Regions from separate parts of the Homo sapiens genome. Here region 2 is linked to region 1. Evidence: chromatin loops called from intact Hi-C (ENCODE). Cell type or tissue: A673. All regions are shown on one strand.

Region 1 (8,000 bases):
TGCTCTACTCTCAACTTCTAGGAGATCAACTTCTAAGGTTTTGCATATGAGTGAGAACATGCAGTATTTGTCTTTTCATGCTTGGCTTATTTTACTTAACATGATGTCCTTCAGGTTCATCCATGTTCTCAAAATGACAGGATTTCCTTCTTTTAAAAGGCCGAACAGTATTACACCATGCATATATACCACAGTTTCTTTATTCATTCATCTACTGTTAAAACACATAGGCTGATTCTATATCTTGGCTATTGTGAATAGTTCTAAAATAAACATGGGGATGCAGATGTTTCTTTGACATACAGATTTCATTTCCTTTGGATATATACCCAGTAGTGGCACCACAGAAAACCTCTAAACCACAAAGGTAAACAACAAGGGAGGAAGGAAGAAACAAAGAATCTACAAAACAGCCAGGAAACAATTAATAAAATAGCAGGAATAAGTCCTTACCTATCGACAATAACCTTCCATGTAAATAGGTTAAATTCCCCAACTAAAAGGTATAGTGTGGCTGAATGGATAAAAAGACCCAACCGTATGCTGCCCACAAGAGACTTATTGCACCTATAAGGACACACATAGACTACAAGCAAAGAGATGGAAAAAGATACGCCCTGCAAATGGAAACCATAAGTAAACAGGGGTAGTTGTATCAGAAAAAATAAACATTAAGTCAAAAACTATAAAAAAAAGATTAAAATGGTCATTATATAATGATAAAGGAACATTTTCAGCAAGAAAATATAGCAATTATAAATATATATGCACCCAACAGTAAAGCACCCAAATATATAAAGCAAATATTAGATCTATATGTACTTTGAAACTTAACTGTAGTTACTTGTATTTTTGTTGTCATTACTTGTCTATGCTGTCCTCTCTACCAGACCATAAACTCTTTGTTCAATGTCTACATGTAGTGAGCCGTCAATGAACTAAACTCAAGTTACACCAGCTTTATTAGTTTTTTTTAAAATGATATTAATTCCATTAAAAAACTTGAGCTATCATAGTATATGGCTGACATTATAGGAAGTATCCAGAAGAGGTCAGTATAACAGTAATAAAAGTTTGGTTTTGGGGACAAATTAAATGTGAATGCAAATTAAATTATTTTGTAAGTAACAAACTTTAAAAGCTTTCAGAAATACTATGTCAATTATTTGCCTCTTTAATTAAAGTTACAATCTTCAAAATAGATGGCCATAGATCTTTCACATAAACAAAATGAGTAATCAAATGATTTTATGTTCAACTGAAAACTAAGAGTTTTCATCTGGATTGTAATTACTTGGATGATTCTCACTCATATTCTTTGATTATTTATCAATAGGAATCACACAGTGAACACATTTTAACTAATATAATTAATATTCCCTGTAAATTGTTATATCAATTAAATATTTGATCATTAGACTACTAAATGTATTTTTTTCATGGTACCTTTGGGGAATTGGAAGTCAATATTTATAAAAATTGAACTCAGTATTCTAAAAGAAGATAGAGGGGAGAAATTCATATGTAATAAATAAGAAATCATTGAGATGCTGGAGAAATTAGGTGTAAGAAAGGCTAAAAGAAAAAGAAAACTCAGATTTCAGGGGAGAAAATAGAGTACTACCTAAAATTTCCGTATTATGTTATACACTGGCTTCCATGAACTCATGACCTTGAATAATTTGTAAGCAACAGATATTGCAACTCCATCAAGTATAGATTTCTTGGGCAATGATTATTTGGGCAGAGAATGTAAGTGTGATGTGTGCATATCAGAATCACAGGAAATATGTTAAGAGTAATTATCAAAGTAGAATCTATGCATGGTAAAAAGGAAATCAATCAGAAAGGCTTAGAATAAAATCTCCTGCTTAGAATAAAATCTCTTCTTTTCCCCACTACACCTCTACCTCCATGTGTCTGAGGTCACTACTTAGCTCATCCTTTTCATACTTACCTCTTACCTTTAATTAGCCTCCTATTGCTATGTCTCAGTGTATTAACTCCAGACATGATCTATCCAATTTGTTCACGCAGGTTTTCATCCTGCAGCACTTTCCTCCTTTCTCCTATGTAGTTCTATCACCTCTTTCAGCTCCTTCTGTGGTCAACTTGGCAATTTCACAGTCTACTTACATATTTATTTCTTGTTTCAAAATTATAGAGAGTATATCCTGACCCTCGTGCTCTTTAACTGAGTGCACTGTTGCTGCGGCTGCTCCATCCTCCACCTGTGACCATGGTGCACGCCGCTCTCGTCTCCAGCCCTCCTTTCAGTTTACCTGCACTTTTACATGGTCAAAGCTGATTCCATTCCATTCCATTTGAAAACCATAATGGCATCTCCTGTGATTTGACCAGCTTGATTAAAAAAATAAAAATGCAACAAACGGTGTTCACATTTTTATAACTATGTTTCCTTTCATAGACAAATACTGATTTTATAACCAGTGCCACTCAGTGTTTCTATTACCAGTTCCAAATGGAATCTACTTTTAAAACTATCCCTCTGAATATTTTAATTGCTTCATATTGACATTACGGCTTTTCCCACACAGCTTTTATTGTTGGAATTTCTGAATTCCTTTGTTTTTCTCTGTTACAAGAAGAAATTATGTGAAATATGTCTCTGACATTCTATCTTAGTTGTCTCCTGACTTTTATTTTTAATCTACTATATGGAATCGATTCCATTTTTTTTCCTTGAAATGTACTTGCCTTCATTTTCCATTATAAACAGTTTCTGTCATGGTTGGATCATGACTTTCTCGTGTGACTAACCTCCACTTCCCTTGTTTTTTAACTATCTTCCTTTTCGTTTCTTGTATTGTTTACCTCTATCACATCCTCAAGCTTCGGCCAAACTTGTAGTAATCATGACCATTGTACACAATCTCCTTTTTCTGCGGTATTGGTGTGATGCAGGCTCTCCCTCTTCCTGTCCCCATCTGCAGGTTGAGGCTCCCACAGCTGTGGCCTTGAGTAGGTGTCAGTGTTCTCTTGAGCTGGGCTAATTGTTCTCTGGACCTTCACTCATGTTCTTTCATTTACTCCCTTGCTTTGATGGAGTGCAACCTCAATAATTATTCAGAAAGGAGGGTTGGGAAGCAGATTGTCTGACACTTTTGGTGTCTGAAAATTTATCTATTCTGCTCTCAAATTGGTTAATAATTCATTTCATTTAGCATAGAATTCTGGATTGAAATAGTTCCTACTGAACTTTGAAGTCCTTGCTGCACTGACATCTATCATTAAGAGTTCCTGCAGAGACGTAATTCTGTCCTAATTTTCATTTCTAGTTTACACTGAGTAAGATATATTACTGTTTAAAGGTATCTGTGCCTATCTTTTGGTAAAATTAATATTATTCCCAATTTATTTCCTTTTACATTCATCTGACATTTTATATATCTGATGTGATCAAAGAGAAGACAGCATGCAGTTATAAAATTTAAATGTATTTGTTCTTATTGCAAACTAGTTATTATCAAGTAAGAATACTAAAGTTATATTACATGAATGTTCCTAAATTTCTTTACCTTGACCAGAAATTTCTGATGATGGGTTAGAAAGTGGATGATGGTAGCAATTATGAAAATAATAATAGATGACATAAAGTAAATTTGGAGGAAAATAGCAGAACTGAACAGAGAACATCAGAAGTCTGGATATAGAGAAATAGAGTGATCTGTGCCCAGGAACTTTGAAAGTATGTTGGCCATTGAAAATCTTTGGAAATCTTCATTTGTGTAAGAAACACTCCTTCTCTGAGATGATTTCTTCCATTATAGTAACATTCCTGGACTCTCTTCAATTTTTCTTCCCAAGAAAAGTGGATTTATGCACCTCATCTGTGAGCTGGAGTAAGAAAGCAGGCCTGCATGTGTGACTCCTCCTCCTTCTTTAGGGACCTGGCTTCATGTCTGCAGAGAGGACACTTTTTGCATGGATCTTTGATGCTGAGAGTTTAAGATGCAGTCTTCCCTTTGGAGACCCATGATTTCCCAGCGCTACCTGGTGGGTGAGTGGGTAGATCCTTGCCCAGAATGTAACATTAGGAGTCCACCACTGCTGCACATCTAGGATATATTCTCTAACAGCTCCATTTATAAAATAACTGACAGAGCTTCACTGGCCTCATTCTTTTGTCTGTTTTTCAATTGGTTCAGAAAGTGGGCGGTAAATAGAGATATGATTTTTCTCAATCTTCTCAAACACAAAAAATATTAATATCAGCATTTGACAACCACATATCTTTGTTGAGAATCTACTACGTAGTAGGGGCTATTCTGTATCAACATGTGTCCTTCTTTAACCCTTTTCTCCCACTTCCTCCTTTCTTGCAGGACTGGTGTCCCCCTAAGCACCTTCATCCTACTCCTGGCCTTCAGCATAGGCTAATCTGTGACTGTTCCTTGTCTATAACCTGTTCATCCATCACTTGATACTAAGTTTGATGGCAGAGACTGAGTCTTGATACCTACATATCCTTAGTCTCTAGATGCTCATTAATTATTTGCTAAATTAATGAAATGATCAGTAAACCATTAACTTTAAACCATAAACTTTCTATGCTTAAGTAGCTTTCTTTCCCACTGAGGAGGCAGATAGCTACATACTCAATAATATGGTTAGCAATACAATTTAGACGTGAACTAAGGGCTGTGGAAGCAAATAAAGGAAAACTTTAATGTATTTGGAAGAGACCTAGTGGTAGTTGATTCTCCAACAGCACAAATCGTTATTACTAATTATTTTAAATTTTCTAATATTTGTATGTATTTTAAATATGCATACTATAGTAATATTTGAATATAATTTATAAATGTATAAAAGTCAACACATATTGAGATATGTCAGTGACTTTCCTAAGTGTTATGTTTTTTATTAATTCATGAACAAACGTGGAGATTGCCAACCTAAACCTTAAAACAAACCAACTTTCTTCTTTGAAAAGAAGAAAAAGAGAAAAGAGAAAACCACATATTCTTAGAGCTTATTGGACATCTCCCTCAAAGGCTCCCTGGAATACAGACATGAAATCACGCAATATCGCAATTGCAACATTGCAAATGCCTCAGGGAATAAAAGTATGGGTAAGGAGAGGTTAATCCAGGAGTAAGAGGTAGTGGAGATGACTTGTGATCAGACATTCAAGTCCAAAGGCAATCTTCCCACTACAGGAAACCTGACTCCTTTCAATTATACGGTATGGGTCTCAACCCTGGCCTCCCTGATTTTGAATAGCATCCTCAGTGTTGATGACTTTGGCTCAGCCTCTTAGATCAGAGGTTCCCAACCCCCAGGCCATGAACCGATACTGGTACATGGCCTGTTAGGAACCGGGCTGCACAGCAGGAGATGAGTGGCTGGTGAGTGAGCATTAATGCCTGAGCTCTGCTTCCTGTCGGATCAGTGGAGGCATGAGATTCTCATAGGAGTGTGAACCCTATTGTGAACTACTCATGAGAGGGATCTAGGTGGCATCCATCTTATGGGATTCTAATGCCTGATGATCTTATCTGGAACAGTTACATCCTGAAACCATCCCCTATGTCCTCCATCTATGGAAAAACTGTCTTTCACAAAACTGGTCTCTGGTGCCAAAAAGGCTGGGGACTGCTGCCTTAGATCCCAAAAAGTCAGATGCAGATGCCTTATAGCCTCCTTGGTTTGACAGCTTGGCTGATATCCTGTACTCTGATTCTGATTAACATTACATGGCGTTAATTTCAAAATCTTCTGTTCTCTATCTTTCCTTAGAGATAACAAAAATCTCAGGCTTTGAAGTCAGCTGAGCTTTAAATTTACTTTCTTAACAGCAGTGTAATGTTAAGTAAGTTATCTTCTTCAATGGTCAATGTTCTCCTATTAATGTTGGGAATAATACTATCTCCCATTTAAGGTTAATTAAATAATTAAATAAGATAATGTACAAAAGGTGTCTGACATGTAGTAAAATACATGTTAAATGGTTAGCTATTATAATTATTCCTTAATGCTGAGTGAATTTATCAAAAAGAAATAAGATACATGACTTACAGATTATGATACATGTAGCCTTTATGATAAAAGTATCTTGGTTTACCTAATGATATGCCTGATACGATAAAGACATTTTGACTTAATGGTGTATCTTACCATTTATGTGCTCAATTAGTAATTAACTCTCATAGGCAGACCATAGCATAGCACTTTTATACAATCAAGCCAAATTATACTATTTTCTTTATAGTTTAGCTTTCAAATCGACATCATGGGTCAACAGCTTCCTCTGCTATGATGCATGCAGGTCATTAGGCTTGACCACACACAGGGGCACGGTCATAGGCTGAAGGCAGAGAAGCTAGACTCCCATGCAGCTGCACTTGTCTTGCTCCTGACACTACCTCTCTCAGGTTACTTCTGAGGGTCACTGCGCTCCTCACCTCTCATCCTCATGCCAGCTACTTAGAAGTCTTTACCATCCTGTTCCCTCAAGAAATCTTTGTCCTCTGAAAATGTGTGCCTGGATACCAGAGGCACCATAACAGACATGCTGTGTCATGAGGTCACAAAGGTGGTGGCAAGACAATTAACGTTGAGGCTGGGGGAAAAGACACCAGAAGAAGAAGGCAACAACAGGAAGAGGAGAAGCAGCAATTCAGGTGGCTTTAGCTCCTTGTGTTTGAAGACTCATAGGCAGGGACATTTCATGGACACATAGACAAGCTCACGTCTTTATCATCCCTCCTTCTACTCAAACTTTCTTTGCATTGATTCTCTGCCATATGTGCCAGTTGGCTCCAGCAAACATCTTACATCATTTAATTTAAATCATTTCAATTAATGTGTGTATACTACCCTCACTAAGCTAATGATCACAAAGTCCATTTGTTTTCATAGGAAAGGAGGATTCCAATTAAAGGAAGAAATGAAGGGTTTGGCCCTAAGTACATTAAATATATCACCCAGCCCAGTTCCTTAACATGAAAGAAATAAAGCTGTTTGATACCAAGAATTAGATTCTGTGGGATTTCATGTGACTCAGGACAGGCCAGGCCAATCAGATATTCTCTTGTTCACAGAGATTATTTTAGAAGGATTCAATCCAAGCCAATTAGGCTTAATTAGAGCAAATTCCACTACTTTTATTTCTGCCACTAGAAAGACACACTTTCTTCTTCGCTTGCCCTGAATCGGATAGTGCTTGAAGCCTGGATTTGTCAGCAGCCACACAAGCCAGCCAACGCAGCAGAGAACAGGGCTGAGGACAGAGAAAAACTGATGGCCATGCTTAGGCCATGGATCAAGGCATGCCCAAACCAGCCCCAATCTTGTGCTTCTCCGTTATGCCAGTCAATAAATTGCCTTTGTTGTTCAAAACTGTATAGTTGGTGTTTGATCATTTGCAACACGAAGAATCCAATACAAGTTTGAGGCAAACCAATGCAATAATCTAAAGAAGTTGCGTGTGTGTGTGTGTGTGTGTGTGTGTGTGTGTGTGTGTGTGTGTATGAGAGACAGAGAGAGAGAGAGAGAGAGATGGAGTCTCTCTCTGTTGCTGGGCTGGAGTGCAGTGGCAAGATCTCGGCTCACTGCAACCTTTGCCTCCCTGGTTCAAGCAATTCTCCTGCCTCAGCCTACTGAGTAGCTGGGACTACAGGCATGCACCACTATGCCCAACTAATTTTTGTATTTTTAGTAGAGACGGGGTTTCACCATGTTGGCCAGAATGGTCTCGATCTCTTGACCTCGTGATCCACCCGCCTCGGCCTCCCAAAGTGCTGGGATTACAGGCGTGAGCCACCGCGCCGGCTACCTTTTTTTTTTTTTCCACAGGGTGATGGTGGTGTTAGTTCCTGACAAATGGAAGAATGAGGGAGAATGCAACCAGAAGTAGAAAGAAGTATTTAAAAATGAGGAGAGAAGGTGGACACAAATTTGAATGACTCCCTGCCATCAGTCATGCAAACCGAACTTACAGGTTATGGAAATCCACATCATCAGTGTTGGCTCAC
Region 2 (8,000 bases), 370 kb after region 1:
AAAAAAAAGGTACAGCACTGGTCATATTTACCTCTTGCCTAACATTCATAAACACAAACCCTCTGACAGAAGGATGAAGCCCACTTCTCTCATGTTGTGGAAAAGGCCTGGCTGGGAGGCGCCCTGGTCTGCCTCTGACGGGTCTCTTGCCCTGTTTCTGATGCTTCAGACTCAGTATTTCAACCGTAATGAACTACATAAAGTTTCTCAAAATATGTTTGTTTCAGAACTGTAATTTTTATTAAGCAGTTGAACAATCACTTGCTAGTAATTTCCTTTTCCTCTTTGTGTTCTTTGAAAATATTTATTTCTGAAAAATGAGCTTAATTGAAATCTCCTTTATGAAACCACTTTCCTGGACATCTCTGTCCCCATCCAGTTAAAACTGTCCACTCCTCATCTGTGTGTGTCCCTCCACAACAAATGGAATGCCACATGATCACAGCATCTTCAATTATCTTATTCTCATTTATTTATATATTTGTTTATTCTCCATTAATTTTTTTATATTCTTATTCATTTATTCATGTGATGAAATAAAAGTAATTGATAGGAGTCAGCTCTAAGACTTTACTTTGCTTTCAGAATACAAAAAGAAATTTTGAATTTGCCATGTCAATTCTTTTCCCGTCATAGCCTCTGAAAGTCTTGAAGTTAATAGGAGAGGCTATGTAGGTCTACACAATAACATGCTGTGAGACAGTCGAGGGGAGAGAAAGATGAAAGACAGCCATTATTTTCTTTTGCTATATATTCTGTTGCAGTGTCTTCCATTAGCCAAAATCATCCCCAAACAAGAGATCTGGGGAGTGTACATGACGAAATCCACAGAAGATAGTTTTCAACACATAAAGCCTAGAGGGGCAGGGTGGAGAACGGATGTGGATAGGCAGACGGAGAATGCCCCACACAGGACAGCACCCCGTCTACACCCTGGCTAGGAAGGGCACACAGGAGCACTCTCCTGAGTCACATCGATCTCATTTGCATCATTACCTTTTCCTAAATCAACCCCTACAGCCAACCTCCAAGCTTGGGGTGGGCACATTTCCCTGGACATGCAGAGGCTATACTGTAGAAAAGTTAATGCCTGAATAATAAATCAGGGTACTTTTGGAAAGAGAGAGGGATGGATGACAGGTAGTCAAGAACACAAGGTGCCCACCATAGAACTGGGTGCATGAAAGCAAATGATTTTCTTGAATAGAAACATAAATTAGCAACTAATTTACTAGAACACATGCTCTATAAAACTATAGGATTTAAAAGCATGTTAAGACAGAAGGTTAAAAACCCCCCTAATATCTATTCCATGTTTCCTATGTACCTTTAGCATTATGTGTTACATAATTTAATGTCAAGAAGAGCCAGAGAATTGAGATATCTTATCCAAGATCACTCAGCTGGTAAGTGGCAAACCTGGATTTCCATTTCTCAGTTGTTTTTTTTTTTTTTTTTTTTTTTTTTTTTTTTTTTGATATGGAGTTTTGCTCTTGTTGCCCAGGCTGGAGTGCAGTGGCGTGATCTCGGGTCACTGCAACCTCCGCTTCCCTGGTTCAAGCGATTCTCCTGCCTCAGCCTCCCGAATAGGTGGGATTACAGGTGTGTGCCACCAAACCCGGCTAATTTTTTGTATTTTTAGTAGAGATGGGGTTTCACCACGTTGGCTAGGCTGGTCGTGAACTCCTGACCTCAGGTGATCTTGCCTGCCTCAGCCTCCCAAAGTGCTGGGATTACAGACGTGAGCCACAGCGCCCGTCCGTCTTTTTTTCTTTTGAGACGGAGTCTTCCAGTGTCTGACACGGAGTCTCCCTCTGTCGCCAGGCTGGAGTGCAGTGGTGCAATCTCGGCTCACTGCAACCTTCGCCTCCTGGGTTCAAGTGATTCTCCTGCCTCAGCCTCCTGAGTAGCTGGGACTACAGGTGCGTGCCACCATGCCCAGCTAATTTTTGTATTTTTAGTCAAGACGGGATTTCACCATGTTGGCCAGGAAGGTCTTGATCTTCTGACCTCATGATCTGCCTGCCTCGGCTTCTCAAAGTGCTGGGATTACAGTCCTGAGCCACCGTGCCCAGCCTTTATGGTCTTACAGATTGGCAACAGTGTATTAAAAAATTTCCATCATGTCTCTTTATTCCAGAATTTCTCAAAGCTCTTTTTTTTGTTTTTGTTGCTTTGTTTTGAAGGAAAATTTGTATTTTAATTATTTTTATGTACAGAAAACTCGACAGTGTACATTTAACCCAGTTTACTGGCAAGTTCTTTAGCCTTTGCCTTTTTGAGCTTGGCGATACGAGCCACAGACTTGGGACCCAGGACATTGCTGCCTCAGTGACGGCGGATCTCACAGTATCTGTCGTTGTAATTGGTCCTGATGGCTTCCACCAGCTTAGCCAAAGCGCCTTTGTCTTCTGACTTCACTTGTGTGAAGGTGACAGTGGTGTAGGTCTTCCTGTGGACTAGATATTCCAGTCTTGCCTTCCCCTTGATAATGCAGTAAGGGACCCCCATTTTACGACACAGGGCAGGCAAGAAGACAGCCAGCTGGAAGAAAGCATTAGCTGAAGAGTGTATTTTGACTAAAAGCAGTAAATTTCAGAGTTAGCTTGGTAGCAATTGCTCAGGGTTAAAAAGCTCATGGATTTGCACTTCAAAAAGCTCTTAAATAATAATGTTCATTGTGAATCTTTAGGAAGGAGATATGTTAAGTGGGCTTTTCTATACTTTTCTGATCACCAAATCAGTTTTTTTTCTGTGGAAAACGCCCTGATCTCTTCCTGGAGTAGTGCTCTGGAGAGCAGTTTTTGAGACAGTCGTTTAAATGAATCTGGAGAGAACTTTATCCCTTACCTTTCTCATTTAATCACCACCAGAAGCCAATAAGGAAGGCTCATATATATTGATAATATGGCCACAGGTTTAACCCAAATTAAAGTTTCCTGAAGCACAAATATTCCATTTAACTGAACATCAGAGACATATAATTTTAGAGCTATAGTGACAGATGCCCCCTTCCCCGTGATAGCATGTCTTCTGTTATTTTAAATCATAAAATTTGCATTTCTTTCATATAAACTATTGACATTTTCTTGTGTCCCTTTCACAATTTTGCTCCCCCTACCAGAAACAAAACCCAAATACAGAAGCTTTACATTGTTAAAGGAATGTCTATGAGGAAAATAATCAATAGATTATTGGATTATTTCTTTAGAGCCAGTACAGGAAGAGCTGTAATAAGGAGTATTTTCTACACATTTTAATTTGAAGTCATAGCTTTCAAAACTAGCAGTGAATTATTTTGTATGTCTTGAGGGGTAGCTTATATTTATCATATGAGACTGTATTTTTTACATATCATAAAACGTTATTCAGGTAATGCCTTCTGATTAAGCTTGATAAGCACACTGGTAATACCATACTTGACCAAACACAAAGTTTGATCATACAGACACAATTTTGTATTGTCAGGCACTTCAGAAAATGGAGTATGAAGCATATATCACACAATGGAAACACTGGTGCCTATTTTATCTAATTATGATCATTCAAAGGATGAAGAAACTCTAGTATGTTTACTCCTTTGGGGAGTCTGAGCATACAAGCTTTATTTTAGAAACATCATCAGGGTTATAAAAGAGAACATAATTGCACAGTCCAATTTCACTCACACAGACATTGTTCATGTTTTGTATCACTGAAGCAGTATTTTCTGGCTAGTGCATTCTGAAGATGTTGGTGTAAAATAATAGACAATTAGATCTGAAGGTACCCTTAGATATTATTTACTGAGTCGCAGATGAGGAAAGGGGAAAGATAGGCATAAATGTGTATTCAGTAAAAGAATGGCATAATTCTGAAACAATATTCAAAGACACATCAGCAATTCTCAAGATTCATAAATAGGATGAACCTAGACTTTTACACTAAACCTAACTTAAAGTAACAAAACCCACAAATTATTAGCACAAACATCTCATGAGAATCAGCAAATAGATGGCATATGAACTTACCTATGTAAAACATAATTAACATTGAATCACCAGAATCAATTTTTAGCAAAACTGTTTAAAAATTTTTATGTTAGGATGTTTAAAAACACAATTTTAAAATGTTTTCATAATTGATTTTTAAATTCAGAAATAGAATGAAAGAATTTTCCAAATTTGGCTTAAATTATCGTCGCTATTATTTGTCACCCCTGAAATGAGGGATTAATGAAAAAGTGACATATAAAGATTAAGGCAGTACCATGGTGCTCTCTGGTGGCAACATCTTTGTATCTGCTTGAAAAAACAGAAAAAAGACCAGCTAACTTCCAGAGGTAAGACATGCTATAAATAATGATTTTAAAAGACTCTTTCATTCAACAGTATTTGCCTGTAATTTGGTTGTATTTCGTTAAGCATAACCTCATTATTAGAGTCCAGCATACATGTATAAACTGAGAATGTATGGGAAATCCAGTTCTATCTTGGAATTAGAGCTAGACTTCTGTCCATACTTCTGTGCCCTATGACGTGTGTAAATATTAGGAGGCAGGGCATCCATGGGCAGAAGCTGAGGAAGTGAAACCATTGGGAACTAAAATGCGGAAGCTGGGGCTACGGCCATTCCTGAATTTGGTCATCATCTGGGAGGGAAATGGTGTGTGCGTGGCTGGTTACTCAATGAGGAACACATCTAGGAAAAGCATGAGAACATTGGACAGATGATTGCAAAGCAATCCTAGCTCCACAGCCCCCATGCCCAACCATACAAATTTTAAGCTCATAAAAGAATTTCAGGAGCTCAAACAACTCAATAGCAAAAACACAACTTGATCAAAAAAGGGGCAAAGGACATGAACAGACATTTCTCAAAAGAAGACACACAAATAGCCAACAGATATATGAAAAAATGCCCATCGTGAATCATCAGGCAGCTGCAGATAAAACCCACTGTGAGATATTAACTCACACCTCATACTTGTTAGATTGGCTATTGTCAAAAAGACAAAACATAGCAAGTGTTGCCAAGTATATGGAGAAAAGAACCAAAGTACACTGTCAGTGGGAATTTAAATTAGTACAGTCATTATGGAAAACAGTGTGGCAGTTCCTCAAAAAATTAAAAATAGAACCACCATATGATCCAGCAATCTCACTGCTGGGTATATATCCAAAGAAATTGAAATTAGTATGTCAAAGAAATATTTGTACTGCCATGTTCATAGCACAATAGCCAAGATAGGAAAAAAAGTGTCCATTATTGGATGAATGGGTAAAGAAAATGTGGTACACACAATGCAATGGTATTCAGACTTTAAAAAGAAGGTAATTTTGTCATTTGCAACAACATGAATGAAACTGGAAACCATTATGGTAAGTGAAATAAGCCAGCCAAAGACAGACAGATACCACATGGTCTCATTTATATGTGGAATCTAAAACCGTTGAACTCATAGAATCAGAGTAGAATGGTGATTACCAGGGGCTGGAGTAGGGGAGGTTGTGGATGGGGAAAAAAGAGATGTCAGCCAAATGATATAAAGTTTAAGTTGAACAGGAAGGTTAAGTTTCAGTGATGTATTGCACATCCTGGTGACTATAGTTAATAATAATGTTTGCATATTTCAAAATTGCTTAAAGAGAAGATGTTTTAATAATTTCAACTTTTATTTTAGATTCAGGGGTACATGTGCAGGTTTGTTATATGGGCATATTGTGTGATATTAAGGTTTGGGGTATTATTGATCCTGTCACCCAGGTAGTGAGCATAGTACCCAACAGTTAATTATTCAACTCTTCCCCTCTTTTGCCTCCTCCACCAGCAGCAGCCTCCAGTGTCCATTGCTGAACACTTTACATCTGCCAGTACCAAATGTTTAGCTTCCACCTCTAAGTAAGAACGTGTGGTACTTGCTTTTCTGTTCCTACCTTAATCAGCTTAGGATAGTGCCCTCCAGCTGCATCTATGTTGCTGCAAAAAACATGATTTCATTCTTTTTTGTGGCTGTGTAGTATTCCATGGTGTATTTGTACCACATTTTCTTTATTAAATCCACCCTCGATGGACACCTAGGTTGATTCCATGATTTTGCTATTGTGAATAGTGCTGCAATGAACATGTCTGTGATGAACATATGAGAGCCTGTGTCTTTTGGGTAGAACAATTTATTTTCTTTTGGATATATACCCAGTAGTGGGAATCCTGGATTGAATGGTAGCTCTGTTTTAAGTTCTTTGAGAAATCTAAAAGAATAGATTTTAAATGTTCTTACTACAAAAAAAAAAGTAGATGAAGTGTTAATTAGCTTGACAATCATTTCACAGTCTATATTTGTATCTACTTATCTATCTCTTTATCTATCCCTTAAACATCTTGTTCCTCATGTCACCCTACTCCATTCTGTTTGCAATGTGATCATCCCTTTGTGTGGTGGATCTATACTGTATATGCTACCTGCCCGTTGCTGTACAGGAAAAAACATACGGCACGAAGGCTTCAGTGCTACCACAGGTAGCATTCAGGTGTTCATGGTGGTATCCATGTCAAATAAAAGGGAACCGAACCATTTTGCATTCCCACCAGCAATGAATGAGAGTTCCTGTTGTTCCACACCTTCACCAGCATTTGGTGTTGTCAGTATTTTGGATTTTAGTTATTGTAGTATGTGTGTTGTGGTATCTCATTGTTGTGTTAATTTACAATTCCCTAATAACACATGATGTTGAGCATCTTTTCATGGGTTTATGCCTGTTTGCCATCAGTCTATCTTCTTTGGGGAGGTGTCTGTTCAGATCTTTTTCCCATTGCACTTACTTTTTTAGTCACCTTTTCTTGGACATTCTTCTCTTTTGATGAAAATTGTGTTTGTCGAGATTGACCTTCCTGTTTCCCAGAATCTTGCTTACTTTCAGTTTTGAAATTTGTGTAATTTTTCTCGGTGTGATTTTGTTCTTTCTGGAATACATCCTTCAGAAGTTCATTTCATGACATGTCCTCATGACATTTTTTGCAGTTTGTCTGAAAACTATTTATTTCTCTGTTGTTCTTCAATGAGAGTTTAACTGAATACAAATCTCTGGATTTATAGCAGTTCCTTTTAGAACTTGGAAGATGTTATTCTGGTATTTTCTAGCTTATCGTTTTTAGTAGCCATTTTTATAGGTAATTTGGAGTTTAATTTTTGAGGGGAGGGATTTTACAGTTCTAAAATTCGTCTGAAATGGGAGATGTTTGAACATTTATTTCTCTTGGTATTTGTTTTGTTTTTGAAGCTGAGGATTCATTTATTCCATTTAATTTGGAAAACTCTTAGTCATTATATCTTGAAATATTGCTGTACTCCTGTTTCTCAGTTCTTTTATATTAAAGGTTCTGTAAACCATATCCTGGACCTTATTTTGTACTTCATGTGTCTTAACCTCTCCTCCATGTTTTCCATCTCTATCTATGCTGTGCATTACGGTTAGTTTCTTCTACATGTTGTTCAGCTCCTTGTTTCGATCTTCAACAGTGTCTAATTAAGATGCCCACTGTTTACCGAGTTTTAAATTTCAATGGTGATATATTTTACATTGAGATGTTAATTTTGTTTCTTTATAAAATTCTTTATAAAATTTTGCTAATTTTTAATAGCATTTTTCCTTTTCATTTTCCAATTCCAGGTTTTAATCCTTAAATATCTCCTTCTTGAAGTTCAAACAAAAATGTAAACCTCTCACACTGCAACTCCATTGCACTTTCTGTGTATTAAACTTCTCTCTGTTCATTATTGTTGAATCAATTTATGCCCAACAAAATAGGGGCTATAATGTGTTTGTCTCAAAAATAATAACTCAAATACTAATAAAAGCAAGATTCTCCCTGATGCTGGTCATTGATTCTTTCCACAAACATTTGTAGAGATCTACTACATGCCTGGCAGTAAGCTGTGTGAGAATATGAAGTAACCAAGCTCCTTATCCTTAAAGAGCTTAGAGTTAACAAAGGGGAAGTTGTAGAAGTAAAGGCAATAA

What was found. A loop is a pair of places that touch in the nucleus more often than their neighbours do. Peaks named below come from ENCODE experiments on the same cell type or tissue, not always from the same donor. Only the 100,000 strongest peaks of a DNase experiment are listed, where the experiment ranks them.
Region 2: it touches region 1 in a loop (7-fold over the local background); 16 of 110 quality-filtered maps call a loop at or near these places.

What each region holds. Positions count from the first base shown.
Region 1 is chr13:23,169,199-23,177,198 of GRCh38, reverse strand. It overlaps LINC00362 (long intergenic non-protein coding RNA 362), which reads left to right and starts at 6,327. Exons shown (of 2, transcript XR_007063718.1): 1 at 6,327-6,647; 2 at 7,147-7,370. It also overlaps a transcript of SGCG not described here. In A673, a CTCF peak has its summit at 1,033 (motif pointing right); no DNase peak of the experiment used is centred here.
Region 2 is chr13:22,797,840-22,805,839 of GRCh38, reverse strand. It overlaps the pseudogene LOC124903254 and the pseudogene RPL7AP73. Among named protein-coding and RNA genes, the nearest start is that of LINC00621, 110 kb to the left of the region's middle. In A673, a CTCF peak has its summit at 4,260 (motif pointing left); no DNase peak of the experiment used is centred here.